Regions from separate parts of the Mus musculus genome. Here region 1 is linked to region 2. The links are chromatin contacts, found by Hi-C or POLR2A ChIA-PET in ENCODE. All regions are on one chromosome and are shown on one strand. The core of a region is the stretch at or near the end of the contact, and the rest is flanking DNA. Distances in the headings are between cores, read along the strand shown.

Region 1 (3,710 bases), core at 616-3,115, 36 kb before region 2:
ACCCCCTGCTCACTAACCCACCCACTCCCACTCCCTGGACCAAGCATTCCCCTATACTGGGACAGGACCAAGGGCCTCTCCTCCCATTGATGACCGACTAGGCCATCCTCTGCTACATATGCAGCTAGAGCCATGAGTCTCTCCGTGTGTTTTCTTTGATTGGTGGTTTAGTCTCAGGGAGCTCTGAGGTTACCAGTTAGTTCATATTGTTGTTCCTCCTATAGGGCTGCAAACCCTTTCAGCTCCTTGGGTACCTCATCTAGCTCCTTCATTGGGGACCCTGTGCTCTGTCTAATGGATGACTGTGAGCATCTACTTCTGTATTAGCCAGGCACTGGCAGAACCTCTCAGGAAACAGCTATATATCAGACTCCTATCAGCAAGCTCTTCTTGGCATCTGCAATAGTGTCTGGGTTTGGTAGTTGCACAACTGAGTCCATCTCTAGTTCATGGCAGCTTTCAAAGTCAGGAGTTCATCAGGTTTGGCGGCCCTTGCTTTTAACTCCAGCTTTTTGGAGGCTAGTCTGATGATGTACATGGTGAGCTCCAGGCCATTCAGGGGTATACAGTGAGACTCTCAAAACTAACAAACAAGCAAACAAAGTAAGGGGACTAGAGATGGCTCAGTGGCTAAGTGCAATGGCTGCTTGCTCTTTCAGAGAGCCTGGGTTTTTATTATTATTATTATTATTATTATTATTATTATTATTATTAGACAGGGTTTCTCTGTATAGTCCTGGCTGTCCTGTAACTCACTCTGTAGACCAGGCTGGCCTTGAACTCAGAAATCCGCCTGCCTCTGCCTCCCAAGTGCTGGGATTAAAGGCTTGCGCCACCACTGCCCAGCTCTGGGTTTGATACTTAGCACTGGCATGGTGGCTCACAACTGTTTGTAACTCCAGTCCCAGAGAATTCGAGTTTCTGGCCTCTGTTGGCACCAGGTAGGCATACAAGTGGTGCACAACCATACACGGAAGCAAAATACTCATATACATGAAAATAGATTTAATATAAAAAAAATAATGAGTCGTTCAAGGGCTGGAGATGTTGGTAAGTGGTAAAGTGTTTATCAAGGTGTATGAAGCCATGGGCCAGATCCTCTCTTGGTTCCTTTGTAGCAAGCCATTTCTGTAAATCTGTTTTGTGGCATCGGGGACAGGGGTGACAGGCCACAATTATCGTACCCGCCTTCCAAGGATTACAGGACTTAATTTGCCCAAATTCAACCCAGAGAGCCTGGTACTGACAGAAGAAAGCCTGTGGCCCTGAGGGACCGAGCACCCCAAAGTGGGCTTTCCTTTGAGGCTTTGCAAAGGATAGAAGCATGCTGTTGGGAGGGGAGGTCAGTGATTCATGTCTCTGGACACCAAGGAGGCCAGAGCTCACTGATTGTTGCACAGAGAGAAAGTGGTCGCGCTGAACTGAAAGACAGATCTGCACTCGAGACAACCGCAGTGGCTTTCCTCAGCCTCCACGGGTGATGCACCTTCCTCCGCCTCTTCTAGTAGTTTCCTTCCCTCTGTTTGCTCTGGGCTTCTCTGTAATTCCGAGATTTCCCCATAAAGGAGGCGGGGTCTTGGAGCAGCGGGTGGGCAGTCGCTAGTCTTAGGTTGGGAAAAGGAGCCTCTAGATTACTGTGTGAAAGGAGGCTCCGGTCTCGGGGAGAACCTAGAAGACCCCAGAATGAGGGTGAGGTGTCCGGAGCCTGGAATAAGAGAGGGGTCTTGTAGACAACCTCTTTGGCTTCCCAGACTACAGCCAGGCTTAAGCCGCAGGAGGCGGAGCCTCGGGGTAAGGTGGGGCCTCTAGGGGCGGAGCCGGGGCGGGGCGTGGGGCAAGGGGTGGGGCGTGGAGGTTTGTGTGCACATCCCTCCCTCCTCCGGGCCTCGGGTGTCCCCGTGACGAGGCTGCACCGAGCAGCCGCGGGCCGGGCCCATCCCGCCGCGGCAGTCCCGGGGCGCAGTAGAGGTGAGGCGGGTGGGGGCCAGCAGCACACAGAGAGCCCCAGAACGCCGCCAGGTGAGGCTGGCGAGGTGGGGGGCGGGGGGCTGTGTTGGGCGTGCGTTGGGGGCGTGTTTGAGTATCTGGGGGTGGCGGGGTTAAGAGAGCGGGTCTGAGGGCTGGCGCCTGTGGCTGTTAGCGCGGAGGCGCGTCTCTGCCGTAGGAGTTCTTGGGTATGCTGTGCCAGTCTAGGCACTGCCCGCGGGACTGACAGCGTGCGCGCGCGTATTTGTGAGGGGCCGCCTGGTGTGTATCTGCGTATGCTGTCATTGTGCCCTTCCCGAGCACGGGGTGCAGGCCTGCCTCTGCGCAGACCTTCCAACGTTGGGGCTGTTAACAGCCTGCGGGCGACTGACTCTGCTGCAGGAGGTGCCCGACTGGGGAGCGCCGCCCCCACAGGCCTCCAGAGACCTAAGCGGCCTGAGGACCACAGACAGACACCTGAGGGAGGGAGGGATCTGGAGGCCTGCCTGCATTGCCAGGCTAAGATAGGGAGACTGAGTCAGGTGGGTGGTAAGACAAAGGCAGACAGATAGAGGAAGGATAGAAGTAGGGACCGGAGTGGGGCGAGAACAGGCAGAAAAGGACGTGCTGGGAGGACAGAGAGTCATTGAGAACAGACAGACTGACAGAGGCCTAGACCTGCTGCAAAAAGGGCAATAAGATTAGAATGAAGACAGACACCCAAGAACCTGACAGAGAGCTTAACTGAGGTCTTGGGGTTAAGAGCTTAAGCCAGGAATTAAGTCTGAGTCTAGAGGTCTCTTAAGTCCTGGCTGCCCCTCTGCCAAACACATTCCATCCAAAGTTGGTATATTGCTCTAACCGACCAAACACTCTGACTCTGATTTTGCCATTTGTTTCTTGGTCTTGTCTCACCAGTCTCCCTCCTTGGTATCCCAGCAACCTCACCATTTGGGGGAAAGGAAGTAGTTATAATAACAAGTGTTGACGGACCATTCTTGCCTTGTGTCTAGCCAGAGCCTGAGAGGAGCTGGGGTGGGAAGTTGCAAGGTTCTTTTCTCTTCTCCCACTGTGCTCAGAATGGTGCTGGAAGGAAACCCTGACGTGGGATCCCCCCGGACCTCAGACCTCCAGCACCCGGGGAGCCAGGGCTCTTGCATCCTGTCTTGTCCTGGTGAAGAAGCACTGGCAGGCGAGGAGCCCATCAAGTATGGTGAACTCATCGTTCTGGGGTGAGCCTCCCTAGTCCAGGAGTGATGTGCTTGGGTAACTGTCCCTCAGGTCAGCCAAGATAACAGTGTGCACCGGCTGCTCTCCCAGGACTCTCTGCTTCTTGCCACTTTCCCAGAAGAAGAGCAAAAGTGATCAAACCCATTTCTGTTGTTTTGTTTTGGAGACAGGGTTTCTCATAGCCTTGGCCTGGAACTTGATGAGTAGACCAGGGTAGCCTTGAACTCGGAGATCCACCTGTCTCTGCCTCCCAAGTACTGGGATTAGAGGTATACACCACAACCAGCAGCCGGAGGCAATTCTTAAAGCTGCTCACCACAGTTTGTAATCAGCTAAGAAAAAGAATAGCAAAAAAAGAGTCTGTAAAGCACCTACTGTGTGTAAGTGTGGGATAAAGAATTCTGATTCTGCACAAAAGGTTCCAATTCTACTTCAGCAAGTTGTCAAACTTTCCTGTGCTTTTGTGTCCTTTTTTTTTTTTTTTTTTTTTTTTTTTTTTTTTTTTTGGTTTTTCG
Region 2 (3,428 bases), core at 305-2,804:
ACTCCAGCCCTGACAGAGTGCTTTTATCAGTCATTTTTATTAGTGATTGTTGGGGTTATGTTGGCTTTGTTGAGACCAGGATTTCCTAGGCTAGCCTTAAAATTAATAATCCTTTTCCCCCAGTTCCTTGAGTGCTGGGATTATGGTGTGTGCTACCATGCCAGACATGATTTAAATCTTGACTTGAGGGAAGGATGAGGTCAAGTGGCAATTCATTTAAGTCTAAGTCTCCCCCCATGTAATTCTGCCTTCCTGGCAGGGTTATTCTGATGTAGGTAATTAGATAACTATCCTGAACATTGACAGTTTGTGCCGGAGCTCGCTCAGAACTCGCCGCCCCTAACTACATCTTTCTGTGCTGCTGTTTTCTCTCCATCCCCCAGGCTCAGAAGTACAACTTGTGGAGTATGAGGCCTCAGCCGCTGGTCTCATCCGCTCCTTCTGTGAGCGGTTTCCCGAGGATGGGCCCGAGTTGGAGGAGGTTCTTATCCAGCTGGCTGCAGCAGATGCCCGATTCTGGAGGAACCAGGCCCAGGAGGCCCCACCTGGCCAGGCTTGAGAAGATCTGTGTGGTCTCTCCCCTCTTTGTCAAACCAGGGCTGTCAGTAGCTCTGAGTTGTGTGTGATTAGGAGTCAGGGGAGGGAGGGGCAGGAGCTTGGACTTTGGTGCTACCTCAGCTGAGGGTGGTGATGCGAACCCCTTCCATTTGTCAGCACTTTGCAGTTTACCGTATGTCCTCAGTTTCTGGATCTGCACTGCCATCTATGGCCGGAGCTCAACAGGGTGCCTAGTCCGGTTTTCCACATGGGAAGGTGGCAATTCTGAGAAGTGACTGTTCTAGACCCGGCAGGTGGCATGTGACAGAGCCAGGGCTCAAAGCATTCTCACCAAATCCAGCGCTCTTCGTGTATTACTTTTATAGCCAGAAAAATAAATATGACGACCACCATCTCTGCAGTGTATGTTTCTTTCTCTTCCAGTTCAAAGCCAGGGGAGGGCACACTACATCACTTTAGGCTTCCAATCCACAATAAGATTTTGAATATCATTTCCAAAGGAATGCACAAACTCACAACGTGTTCCGGAGCTCTTCTTTGTGACATATTTCTTAAGATTTGTGTGTTCGTGTGCATTTTCTTCATGGGTGTGGTGGTGGTAGCAGAGACCAGAAGACCCCATCAGATGCCCTGGAACTACGGTTACAGAATTGTGAGCTGCCATGTGGGTGCTGAGCAGTCCAGGGTCCTCTGCAAGAGCAGCAAGCACTCTTGTACTTTCAAATGTTTCCGGAGCCAAAGAACCGTAACACACTAACATGAGATCCTCACCCATTAATTTGTTTCTCAGTCTAGTCTTAATCCCTAAAAAGCGCTCCTCCCCAGGCCTCAAAGCCCAGGCCCCTGTCTTTAATGCAGAAACCATAAGTCAACATTGCATAGGACAAGGAAACCAGTGCTTATTTGGTCCCAGCCGGGACAATTTTACCCCGGAACCTTTGTTCCTGTGCTTTCGGATGCCCGGATTCTATTGGGTGTTGCGCGATGGCTGAGCTGGTTGCCAAGGCGACGCCTGGGAAAATGGCTGCGGCGTCTTCATCGGATTCTGACAGCGGGCGAGCTGAGAGGTTAAGTCCCGGATCCTCACCGCTTCCTTTCCCTCAGATGAATAGATGGTGCTTGGTAGCGGGTTCTGGGCTCTTGCTTTCGAGCAGCGGTGGAAGTTCTGGGAGGGCCCTTTAGAAATCAGAAGAAAGCTGATGGCCAAGAAGTATCTGTATGTGATTGGCTGGTCACTCCGGGCGCCAATTGAGCTCAGATCTAGACTTGGTATTATCCTTTCGATGTTCGTGCTCTGTTTCAGGCGTCATCTCGCTTAGAGATTTTATTTATTTATTTATTTATTTATTTATTTATTTATTTCGTCATGGGGCTCACTTTCCAACTATCTTTTTTCCCTCTCAGCAACGAAGCCAATTCTAAATGGCTGGACGCACACTACGACCCCATGGCCAACATCCACACCTTCTCCTCCTGCCTGTGTGAGTCTCTAGACATATCTAGGGACACCCAGATTCTAGGAGGATGGGAGGAACAGGGAACGGTTTCATGGAGAAATCTTTGAGATTCTGAGACTCCTTTTCGACCCTTTTGTGTTTTCTAGCACTGGCAGATTTGCATGGCGATGGGGAGTACAAGGTAGGCAATCAGAAAGTTGAGTGGTGTGTGTGTGTGTGTGTGTGTGTGACACTCAGAAGTGAGATTTGCAAAGAGGCTCAACATACTCTGGAACTCATCAGTACTAAAAAGGCACACTTCGTTGCAACTTCTTTCTTTTAACGATGTATTTTTATTTTGTGTGCGTTGGTGCTTTGCTTGTGTGTGTGCTTGTGTAAGGTTTCAGATCCCTTGCAACAGGATTTACAGACAGTTGAGAGCTGCCGTGTAGGTGCTGGAGTTTGAACCAGGATCCTCTGGAAGGACAGCCAGTGATCTTCACTGCTGAGCCATCTCTCTAACCCCAGAATTTCTTAGTAATTTGGAAAGTGAACATTAATTTTATAACATGATCTGCAGAGGTTAAACAGCAAGATGTTGTGGATTTATAGTACCAAGACATACGATTTTCTCTCTCTCTCTCTCTTTTTTTTGTCTTTGTTTGTTTGTTTTTCAAGACAGGGTTTCTCTGTGTAGCCCTGGCTATCCTGGAACTCACTCTGTAGACCAGGCTGGCCTCAAACTCAGAAATCTGCCTACCTCTGCTTCCCAAGTGCTGGGATTAAAGGCATGCCTCACCACTGCCCTGCTGACATATGATTTTCTAAAAAATAATTTGAGGGCCAGGAGTGGTAGTGCCTGCCTCTAATCACAGCACTTGGGCAATAGAAACAGGGCGATCCATGAGTTTGAGGGTGACCTGTGAAGTCCAAGGCCAGCCAGGTCTGCTTAGTGAAACTGCATCAAAAACAAAAAAACAAAAGCGAACTAACAAACAGAGCAATCTGCATCCCAAAACACAGCATCAAAATGAATTTATCTAGTGTTGGAAGGATGCATGCAGTGTGGAGGTCCGGTGACAACCTTTGAGAGTCGGTTCTCTCCTGTCATGTAGGTCCCAGCAACTGAGGTTAGGTCATCAGACATGGTGGTGCGCACCTTTACCCACTGCAGGTCCCAGTTCTTTATGTCTAATCATTATTGCTTAACTTTTCAGTTTATAATACAAAATAATAGGCTTTAAATAGGAAATGATTCACAAACCTTTTCTTTTCTTTTTTTTTTTTTTTAGTCAAAGTTTTTCTCTGTAGTAGTCTTGGCTGTTCTGAAACTCAATACATAGTCCAGGCCCCAGGATGGCCTCCAACTCACAGAAATTCTCCCTGCCTCTGCCTCCCATGTGCTGGAATTAAAGGCTTGCCCAGTTCCTGTGT

Evidence for each region. Hi-C counts contacts between places; a loop is a spot of excess contacts on that map. ChIA-PET counts read pairs that join two places held with the same protein, here RNA polymerase II (POLR2A).
Region 1: a loop to region 2 is called in a map of T-helper 2 cell, with 2.8 times the contacts of the local background. The contact joins the promoter of Peli3 here to the promoter of Bbs1 in region 2. A Hi-C loop is called at or near these places in 1 of 37 maps with a recorded cell type or tissue (T-helper 2 cell). POLR2A ChIA-PET finds 5 or more read pairs at or near these places in 2 of 5 experiments (Patski and embryonic stem cell).

Annotation. Positions count from the first base shown.
Region 1 is chr19:4,941,247-4,944,956 of GRCm38, reverse strand. Peli3 (pellino 3) reads left to right here and starts at 1,865. Exons shown (of 7, transcript NM_172835.3): 1 at 1,865-2,019; 2 at 3,045-3,197. The coding sequence starts at 3,046.
Region 2 is chr19:4,904,753-4,908,180 of GRCm38, reverse strand. It overlaps Bbs1 (Bardet-Biedl syndrome 1 (human)), which reads left to right and starts at 1,554. Exons shown (of 17, transcript NM_001033128.3): 1 at 1,554-1,625; 2 at 1,963-2,039; 3 at 2,162-2,196. The coding sequence starts at 1,579. Dpp3 (dipeptidylpeptidase 3) reads left to right here. Exons shown (of 18, transcript NM_133803.2): 18 at 384-952. The coding sequence ends at 559.